2 separate regions of the Homo sapiens genome follow, and region 1 is linked to region 2. Evidence: read pairs that join two places in POLR2A ChIA-PET (ENCODE). Cell type or tissue: Panc1. All regions are shown on one strand. Each heading gives the region's core, and the rest is flanking DNA. Links, peaks and the distances in the headings are about the cores only.

What was found. ChIA-PET counts read pairs that join two places held together with the same protein. Peaks named below come from ENCODE experiments on the same cell type or tissue, not always from the same donor. Only the 100,000 strongest peaks of a DNase experiment are listed, where the experiment ranks them.
Region 1: POLR2A ChIA-PET joins it to region 2 with 8 read pairs; 2 of 35 experiments call an interaction of 5 or more read pairs at or near these places.

Annotation. Positions count from the first base shown.
Region 1 is chr10:72,093,543-72,096,042 of GRCh38, reverse strand. ASCC1 (activating signal cointegrator 1 complex subunit 1) reads left to right here. Exons shown (of 10, transcript NM_001198800.3): 10 at 1-11. Among named protein-coding and RNA genes, the nearest start is that of SPOCK2, 6.2 kb to the right of the region's middle. In Panc1, for the core only: no CTCF peak of the experiment used is centred there; no DNase peak of the experiment used is centred there; H3K27ac peaks cover 1,903 bases.
Region 2 is chr10:71,938,732-71,946,680 of GRCh38, reverse strand. No RefSeq gene overlaps it. Among named protein-coding and RNA genes, the nearest start is that of CHST3, 22 kb to the left of the region's middle. In Panc1, for the core only: no CTCF peak of the experiment used is centred there; no DNase peak of the experiment used is centred there.

The DNA.
Region 1 (2,500 bases), core at 1-2,500, 150 kb before region 2:
GTTTAACGGTGTTTCTGTTAGTATGATCACATAGTTCACATAGTTTGAATTTGACCCCTTCCTGTGTTGGGATACAATGTTGCCCTCACTTATTTACCAGCATAGCTGGATCATTCATGGAGGACTTACATATTAGTACCTGCAAGGTTGATTTTTTTTTTTTTTTTTTTTTTGAGACGGAGTCTCGCTCTGTCGCCCAGGCTGGAGTACGGTGGCACGATCTCGGCTCACTGCAAGCTCCGCCTCCTGGGTTCACACCATTCTCCTGCCTCAGCCTCCTGAGTAGCTGGGACTACAGGCGCCCGCCACTGCACCCGGCTAATTTTTTTTTTTTTTGTATTTTTAGTAGAGACGGGGCTTCACCTTGTTAGTCAGGATGGTCTCAATCTCCTGACCTCGTGATCTGCCCGTCTCAGCCTCCCAAAGTACTGGGATTGCAGGCGTGAGCCACCGTGCCTGGCCGCAAGGTTGATTTTTTTCCCAGAAGGCCTCCTCTTTCTACGGATATTCATTTTCTATACAAATTGAGATTTTACTTCACCTCAGATTGTTGTTAGGTGGCACTTGGGAATGAGTGCTCCAGGGACAGTGCTGAATTCTGAAGCTGACTATGGAGTTAATGCCCCATCTCATCTTGATGTGCCTCTCTCTCGGTTTCTTTCTGACAAGCCATTGGGCAACCTCAGCCAGGAAGTAAATGTCACTTCTTTTGAGTTTCTGAGACTTATGACTTAACATTTGTAGGAAACTTTTTTTTCTAAGTTTTTTGTCTTTGGAAAATTTAGCTTTATATATTGAATACCAAATTCTTTTTTTTTTTTTTTTTTTTTTGAGACAGGGTCTCACTCTGTCACCCAGTCTGGAGTGCAGTGGCGCAATCATGGCTCACTGCAGCCTTGACCTCTTGGGCTCAAGCTATCCTCCCACCTCAGCCTACCGAGCAGCTGGGACTACAGGCGTGCACCACCATGCCTGGCTACTTTTTATAAAAAAATTTTTTGTAGAGATGGGGTCTCACTGTGTTGCCCAGGCCGATCTCGAACTCCTGGGCTCAAGACATCTTCCTGCCTTGGCCTCCCAAAGTGTTAGGATTACTGCTGTGAGCCACCACACTGGGCCCAAATACCAAATTCTAAATAGAATTGGAAATTGTGTTATTGAGGATTTAGTGATTACTCTTCCCTATGTCTTGTTAAGTAATTCTTCTCAAGTTGTTTGCCTTTTTCCCTCTGTTTCTCTCACCAGTTATACAGTGGGGTTTTCCAGAGGCTCTATGACGCGACAGCATCATCACTCTGGTGGTTAATGGAATGTGTGTTTGTGTATTTCTGAGTTCTCTAGAGTTTTGTAAGTTGGTAGGTATTGGTAGAATTGGAAAATTTTTAACATTTAAATTTTAAAAAATTCCTTTTTTTTCACATGCTGTGGTAGGCAGAGATAAAATATTCTCTCATGAAGTCTGTATTCCAATTTTGGGGACAGTATAGCTCTAAGGAAATACAGTTTTCAGTGCTGTTGTGGAAGAGGGAGTAACAGTTTTGATGTAGAACTTTTATGAAAAAGCAAAATGGTAGAGAGCAACAACAGTAAAAGGGTTAGAGTTAAGGTTCCCCTCTCACCAAATGATAATGGGGTAAATGTTGGAGGATTTGCTGCTGCTGTGCTTACAATCAAACCTTCCTTCATATTACTGTTTTGTAATTCATTCTACACTGAAATAGTTCATTGTACCTAACACTGCTCCAGCCAGCTTTTGAGGCACTGACTTCACCCTCAATTTCTCTTAAGAGGAAGAGGGAAAAAAATCTCTCACTCGCTACTTCACAGAATCTGTGTTGTTATACATGGAACTTTGTTATGGAGAGTAATTTTTATTTTAGACACATTGTAAATGTTTCTTACAATGATTATTTTTAAAGCAAGCTCTAGAGTTTCCAAAACTGGGCATTGAGTAGAATCCAGCATCGTAATAATTCAGATTTGGTTCCTGTTTGCCCTTGTACTGTGCTGGAGCTCACTGTCCTGGAGCTCAAGGGAACCCACTGGCACTAGAGGTGTATTGAGTTGAGTCAATGGAACACCTGTCAGCTTCCATCTCGATACCATAGGGAGCATGAATGTTCAAGCTCTTGCTGCTAGAAGTGATGAAAGTGGCTGCCGTTATGGTTTTTATTAATAGCTTTTTTTTTTTGTAAAATGTCCTTTTAAATGAAGACAAGTTTACTTTATGAAAAATAATCAAGTTTATGCTTTGTGCTTTTGTCACTGTGTGTTATACTTCAATTTAAATCGGAGGCTGAAACCAGAGGTTCGCTTGAGGCCGGGAGTCCAAGACCAGCATCGGCAAACTAGTAAGACCCCATCTCTACAAAAATAAATAAATAAATAAATAAATAAATAAATAAATAATAAATGAAAATAAATGTTAGCTTCCAGAGGTAACTACTCCCTATACATTTAGACATATATAAAATATGAGAAGTTAAGAAATTTTTCACAA
Region 2 (7,949 bases), core at 2,371-4,870:
ATCCTGAACTAGATCCTGAAACTGAAAAAAAGGATTACTGTGAAAGACACTATTTAGATAATTGGTAAAATATGAATAGGGACAAAATAGATAATATTGTCTCAATGTTAACTTTCCTGAGTGATAGCTGTACTGTGGTTTTATAAACAGAAGTTTTGTTCATTAAAGATTTTGTAGCAGGACCGGTCTTAGACAAGACCTCTCGGACACCAGTTTTAGGAAGGAATAGGCTTTAATCAGCTGGGAGCATTGGTAGACTCGTGTCTCAAGATCTGAGCTCCCCGAAGTCAAGATTCCTGTCCCTTTTAAGAGCTTACAACTAACTAAGGTGTCCAAGTGAAAGGGTCATGATACATTGTGCAAGCGGGGGCTACGTGACTGGGGCTGCATGCACCGGTGATCAGAACAGAACTGAACCGAACAGGGAGTTACACAATGCTCCCTCATGCAATGTCTGGAATCTATAGGTAACATAAGCGATTAGGTCAGGGGTCAATCTTTAACTACTAGGCCTGGGGTGTGGTGATGGGCTGTCTGACTATTGAATTTCACTTCTGCCTTTTCTTTAACTCCTACTTTCTCTTTCCTTTGAGGCAGAAATTAGGCAGAAGACAATATGAGACGTGGTCTCCTCCCTTAGTCCCCCCTTTGAGAACCTCACTTATTAGTGGGAGTTCTCATCTTCATCTTCACTATCTAGGTTTTCTTGTAAGACAGATCAATAGCAATTCATGTAGTACACTTGTGCTGAAGTATTTTGATGGACTAAGTTGTAACAAAACTTTTTATTACTTGAAGGAGCAAGGGCAGCACACAGGGAAGCAACAGGCAGGTTCCTATTATAATTTCTATTATAAGAGTTTTAAATCCTCTTAGCACTGGAAACCATTTTCTAAACATGGTCCCAGGATCAAACCCATGCCACACTTGCACGGGCACAAGTGCCAGCTTTGTTATATCTTTAACTATATTTTTAACTACTTGCCCTTTATGTGCAGGCAGCAATTGGTTAGGTTAAATTTCCCACAAACTCCTCTTTCAGCTGCTAGCAAGTAACCTAGGGCTAGTCTATTCTGATAAATGGCATTTCTCATCAGGGTTTCTTGCCTGGCTAAAACGGTCAAAGCTCTGCCAGTTTCATTAGTGATTATTTCTTTTTTTTTTTTTTGAGATGGAGTCTCACTCTGTCACCCAGGCTGGAGTGCAGTGGCACGATCTTGGCTCACTGCAAGCTCCGCCTCCCAGGTTCACACCATTCTCCTGCCTCAGCCTCCCAAGTAGCTGGGACTACAGGTGTCTGCCACCACACCTGGCTAATTGCTTTTTTGTATTTTTAGTAGAGATGGGGTTTCACTGTGTTAGCCAGGATAGTCTCGATCTCCTGACCTCATGATCCACCTGCCTCGGCCTCCCAAAGTGCTGGGATTACAGGCGGGAGCCACCACGCCTGGCCCATTAGTGATTATTTCTAAGACAGCTTGTAACCGTATAATCTGGTTGAGCACATAGATGGGGGTTCGGCATCCCTATGAGCAGTCTTGTGCCCATGTGGCAGGCCCATAGTACTGTATGATTCTTTCAGGGGGCCACTCATCATTTTTCCAATTGCCTATGGCTGTGCTCCTCTTTTCTCGGGAAGCATAGACAGGGAAGGCTAGGAGGTCACCCATTTTTATGGGCAGTAGGAAAAAGGATGGCTTAATGGTGCTAACAACACAACTACCTGCCCATTGGTCAGGTAGTTTGGTATAGGCTCTATGCCCGCATATCCAGTATAGTCCAGCTGGAGCCATCCAGTCCTGGTGAGACTCTGGATGGACCCAAACAGTTTTCAACTTAGGAAACTTACTAAATGGATTTTTCTTAGTATGGTTTAGACCCCACCAGGTGACTGTTCTTAATTTTATTTCAAAAACTGTGACCACAGGGGGCTCAGATGGGTTATAACACACATCAGGCTGGTGAGTTCCTGGGCTACATACCTTGTACTGGGTGGCATTATACAAACAAGTCCCTTTTAGGGTTCCAACATATTTACAATAACTATAGAACAAAATGACAGTTTTAACTTTTTGCCCTACCTCAGTGACCTGATATATACACTAGGAACAGTCCCTGGTTTGAGGGAGGTCAGTTGAAGTCCTTACTGTACAAGTCCAAAATTTAAGGAAAGTAAGTCCCATGGTGAGTTTCATTACACTTCGGCCGTGCATGGACCAGTTGGCTTCCAGGTGTAACTGGAGCAGGGCTTGTCATCTTCCTCAGAGTCACTTTGCAGGGATTGTCTGTGCTTGGTCTCGCCTCCCAGGTCTCAGGTGCTGCGGGTTTCAGGCGGCTGTGGTGGATCCAGGCTGGGATTCCTTCTACTTTCACAGCTGTGGGAGTGGTCAAGATGGCGGTCTGGGGTCCTTTCCACTGTGGCTCCAAGGGGGCTACGTTCCAATCCTTGATCCATACCCAATCGCCTTTGCTGTCTTCTGTACCAAGTCATCCACAAATGCTAACCCGTTGTCCGAGCCGATTTGCAAGGGCAGTCCAAACCTAGGGATGAGATCTCCACATTTGGGGGTCTCGGTGAAGTCTACCTGGGAATCTTCAAAGGGGGCTGCTCCATAAGCCTGTATGCCAGGCGGGATGGTTGGACCTTGCCTAGCATTGTGCTGCCGGCAGGTGACACACTGTGGCACCACTGTTTTGCCAAGGGCTGACAGATGTAAGATGTAGAAGTACAACTTTTTAAGTGACTCTTGGCCCAGGTGGGTGGACTCATGCACAGCCAGTACAACTGCGGCTCCTAGCAGTTGTGACATGGCTATTCTTCTGTCCAATAACCAGATCCATCCTTTTTCTATCACCTGCCTTCCCTCCGGCTGATGAAATGCCAGGGTGAAAGGGATAGCCAATTGGTGTAAAGCAAAAATGCCACTCCAGTTATTTGGCAGAGTGTCCAGTAAAGGTCCACCACAATACCACCACACATCCGCTTGGAGATGAACAAGGGCTGACTTGTTGGTAAGCTCTTGAAAGTTCTTAAACTCACTACATCCCTTCAGGTCTCCAAGGAAAACTAAGTTTCCTCCCTGTTGTGAGAGACACAAAGTGAACTTAGTGTTGGGAGACGGAAGCTGGATGGCCCTTGGGGGCTGACCCTCAGGGTACTGAACTTCGGGATATAGCAGAGAGAGAACTTGGCATGACCTTTACTTCAGGCTGTGGAATCCTGGAAAAGAGCTACCATGCAGCCCACGCCTGGTCAACTGGAGGACCACCTTAGTGGAAAGGGGACAATCTGGGCCTCTGGCCTGCCACGTGCACAAACATAACAATTGCTTTTGTTTAACGTGCGGACGGAATATTTGATCCTTTCCAACCAGGCATTTGCATCTTGGTATCCTGCCTTAATTGCCAAAGTTTGTTTTAAGTCTTTAACTTCTATGATACTCTAGTAAAATGAATGTATGGTTTTAGGAAATTACAAAAACCAGTTGGGGCAGTCATCCTTGCTCTTTAGTGATCCACAGAACATTGGACCAACTATGGCATAAAAGCTCTACATCAGGGGGCAATACTCCAGGTTGACACTGGGGTCTATCAAAATCTCCCCGGATTAAATGATCCCAATTTACTAATGCCCAGTCTGAGGACAGTCAGGAGGGACAGAGGTACTTTTCTGAAGTAGAGAGCTGTCTTTGAGACTTGGCAAGTCCCCACAGGGTATAACAAGGCAAGCATTAAATGCAATAGTTTGAGGCGAAATTGACTTGGTTATGTTAATAACTAGATGGTCAGCAATAGAACTAGGAAAGAAGAAAGAGTAATAGAATAGATGAAAGAGTTAAATTTTTCTTAGCTTTAGTTTGGTAGGGTTTTCCCCTGGGACTATGGCCCACAACTCCGGACCGGGTGGCGCTTTCTTGACTCGGGTGTGATGAGTCCATCCTTTTTTGCTGTACGAGCAGCAGTCTCGGTGGTTAGCAGCACAAAGTAGGGTCCTTCCCAGGCTGGCTGGAGTTTTCCTTCTTTCCACCCTTTGATGAGAACGTAATCTTCAGGCTGGTGCTGGTTTACAGGAAATTCTAGGGGTGGTACATGTGCTAAAAGACTTTTAGTTTTGAGGGAAAGGAAAGTGGAAGATAAACCAAGTATATAATTTCTAAGAAATTGACCTTTTGTTTTAAATGTGGGGTCATCAGCAGCAGATTTTATAGTCCTTGGTGCCTTTTTACTGAGAAATTTCCTTTAGCACCTATATTTATTAGTTTTTAGGCCAAAGAAAGCCATATACCATTTTATATCTGACGATGCTTCCTGTATGATTTTTATACCAGATAAGCTAAAGTTCACCTTTATATTAGTGTGTTATTAATGTCAAACTTAGTTTTAATAAAACTTTGTAGACATATTTATTCAATTTTTGATGTCTGACCATAAGGTAAGATTTTTATAGACTCTTTTTAACCTATTATAATTTTTGTTAAAGAGCAGGTTAGTGCTTTAAGAAAAACCCGTTGTGTTTTTACTTTAATGTCCAGTTCACAGAAAAACTGGATGATACCTCTTTAACTTTAGCCAATATGTTTATACACAGAATTTCTTTTACAATTAACGTTTTAAAACTTGCTTAAACCTTCAAAACAAAAACAATTTTTTAACTTTTTAATGTAGATAAAAATCCACATTTTTATGCCTCCTTATAATCCTTTTACTAAAAGTATATTTTACTTTCCTCATACACCTTGCATATAAACTGTTTCTTCAATAGTTTTACATTCAGGAGGCCTAATTACTTTTAAATTATACAACATTTCTTGCGTAAATTCCTTTTTTATAACACACATTTTTTTCTTCTTTCACGACTTTTACAGACAATTCTTCGACATGTCTCAATTTTCTGACTTATTGCAAACATCCTTTTCTTTAAACAACCAGTTAATTTATTTTAGGACAAGAATTTACCATATAACATTCTTTTTACATAAACTCCCCCCTGCCCCCCTCTCCCCCCCCCCCGCTTTTTCTCTCTCTTTTTTTTTTTTCCCCTAATTTCCCGGGAGGAACCATCTATCGTCCAGTCTTGAAGGGGGTTCCTCCTAGGTCTGGTCGGACCTTTGTAAGGTAATTAAGATTTAAATCCCTTGTTAGGAAACCTGCTGGGTTAAGGGAATTTTTATTGGTTAATATTAAATCATCTTTTTCTAACAGAATAGCCTCATACTTTAAGATTTTTGAGTCAGGAAGTTACGTTTTTGCTTTTTTTTTTTTTTTAATTTAGGATAGTTCTGAACTGGTGAAGTGTGCTCACAACGAGGTTTCCTCTAAAAGTTATTTTTCTACTTGCTTCTGTTAGCAAAGCCGTTGCCGCTGCAGATTGAATGTATATGGGCCATCTGTGGATTACTGGGCTAAGAAATTTTGATAGGGAGGCTACGGATTGCCAGTGGCCTCAGTGCTTTTGGGCTATGCCCTTGTTTACGCTGACAACAAAGTGGTATTGGAGTGTTACATGGTCACGGAGAAGACCTTTAATTATCAATTATAGGTTCCAAATTTAGCTTGGCTTTTAAAGGACTAGGACACACTGTTTTTTTCTTAACTACTTGTATATCTCTCTTTTTCTCTCTTTGACTTTCTTTTTTTCTCTTTGACTTTCTTTTTATCTCTGTCTCTTCCTCTCTCTGCCTCTCTCTCTCTTTGACTCCTCTTTGTCTCTCTGTCTCTTCCTCTGTCTTTCTTTCTCTCTTTGCCTCTTGTATTCTCTCTCTCTTTCCTCTCTCTCTTTCTCCTCTCTCTCTTTTTCTCTCTGCTGGTCTTTCCTTGCCTCTGTGAGCCGCGTATTCTGCTGTTCTCCTCTCTCCTTCCTCTTCCCCAAGGGAAAGGACCGACGGGAGTGGAGCTACTCTTTCTTCCTTGGCTGTCTGTCCCTTTGCCACTAGTACTACTACTGCTGCCTGTCCTCTTAACCACTGTGAGGGGTCTAAAACCAGCTGCAACCAAGTATCTATGTATGGAAACTGATCTGGGTGTCCTGATTTACCAGTTACTTTGTGCCATACCTTTGAAACTAGGGACCTGTCTAGGCTTCCTTCTGATGGCCATCCCACCTCTAATGCCGGCCAATCTATCTCACCAAAGCTTTAAGCTTTTCAGGTGTCATAGCGATTCCATAGGCCCCATTGAATCCTTTCTTGAAATTCTTTAACATAGTTCCTAACGGGGTAGGCTTACTTTGTGTTTTACTCATTTTCCTCTCTCAGGAGACAAAACAACACTCTTACCACAAAGAGGGAAGGGGAGAGGGGGCAAAAAGTCACCCGCTAACCAAGCAATTCACACTAAAACCAAAGTACGGATAAGGAGTTACTCATTCATTAAGCAATTTGAGCCAAGTCAGAACCGAAATCAAAGCCAAAACAGTTCAAATCCGAAGGTCAATACTGAAATCTAAACCAAAACAGTGCGAATCTAGTCAAAATCAAAACCAAAACCAAGGTACCGATAAAAGCACGTTGTGGGTGATCAGGCCAGGCTTCCACTCAAATGGAGTGGGCAAGTTCCAAGACCGCTTCTTACCATATTCCAGATGTCCGGACACCAAGCGACTCCAAGCGCCGATTCCTTGCCGGTGTTCATCCGCTGCGTTAATCCTCCGCGGGGCCCTACCATGCCCTGCTCTGGAGAGGCATTCCACCCGGGCAATTCCCTACCCGGGAGCGCTCTTTTCGCGTCACTAAAGCCTGCCAGAGTCCCCCGCAGGGATGCTCCACAGGGCAGGCCTAAGCCGCCTAAGGGGCTGCCTCAACCGTCCACTAATCACCTGGCTTCTTGGTCAGGGAACCAAGAAATGTAGCAGGACCTGTCTTAGACAAGACCTCTCAGACACCCGTTTTAGCAAGGAATAGGCTTTAATCAACTAGGAGCATTGGTAGACTCGCATCTCAAGATCCGACCTCCTCGATGTCAAGATTCCTGTCCCTTTTAAGGGCTTACAACTAACTAAGGGGTCCAAGTGAAAGGGTCGTGATACATTGTGCAAGCGGGGGCTATGTGACTGGGGCTGCATGCACCAGTGATCATAACAGAACAGAACTGAACAGGGAGTTAAACAATGCTCCCTCATACAATGTCTGGAATCTATAGGTAACATAAGTGATTAGGTCAGGGGTCGATCTTTAACCACCAGGCCTGGGGTGTGGCGCCAGGCTGTCTGACTATTGAATTTCACTTCTGCCTTTTCTTTAACTCCTACTTTCTCTTTCCTTTGAGGCAGAAATTAGGCAGAAAACAATATGAGAGATGGTCTCCTTTAATTTAGGGTTATGATTTTTGCCATTTCCTCTCAGATGGTTCAGAAATAATAAGTAATATTATATATATAACAAATAATTATAAAGTTTTATCCATATATTAATTTATCTGTTGCATAACTACCTCAAAACTTAATGCCTTAAAACAACAGAAATGTATTATTTCTCACAATTTTGTGGATTAACTGGATTCAGCTGGAAGATTCCTTTGCTCTGTATGGCATTAACTGAGATCATGCACTCTGCTTCGGTCAGCTGGGCTGGGCTGGGCTAGAAAGTCCAAGAAAGCTTCACTCACATGTATAGCACCTTGTTGTTTCTTAATATGGCCTCTATGGCTCAAGCTATGTGACTACCTTGGGTTTCCTCACAACATGGTGGTTTCAGAGGAGACAGACTTCTTGTATCGGCTAGCTTGCAAGAGGGAGAAATGTAAGCTGCCCATCCTCTTAAGGCAGGAAGTTGCTGAGCCATATCAGGATCTAGGGCAAATCCTCTTTTCTAGGCCAGGAAAAGCCAGTTAGGCAGTGACTCAGGGAGGAATCCTAGGGGCAAAAGAGGAGGAGGGAGAGGAAGAACACAAAGAGGCTCCCCCCAGACAGAGGTCAGAGGGTTCAGAGGTTCAGTAGCCTAGAGTACTTCCTT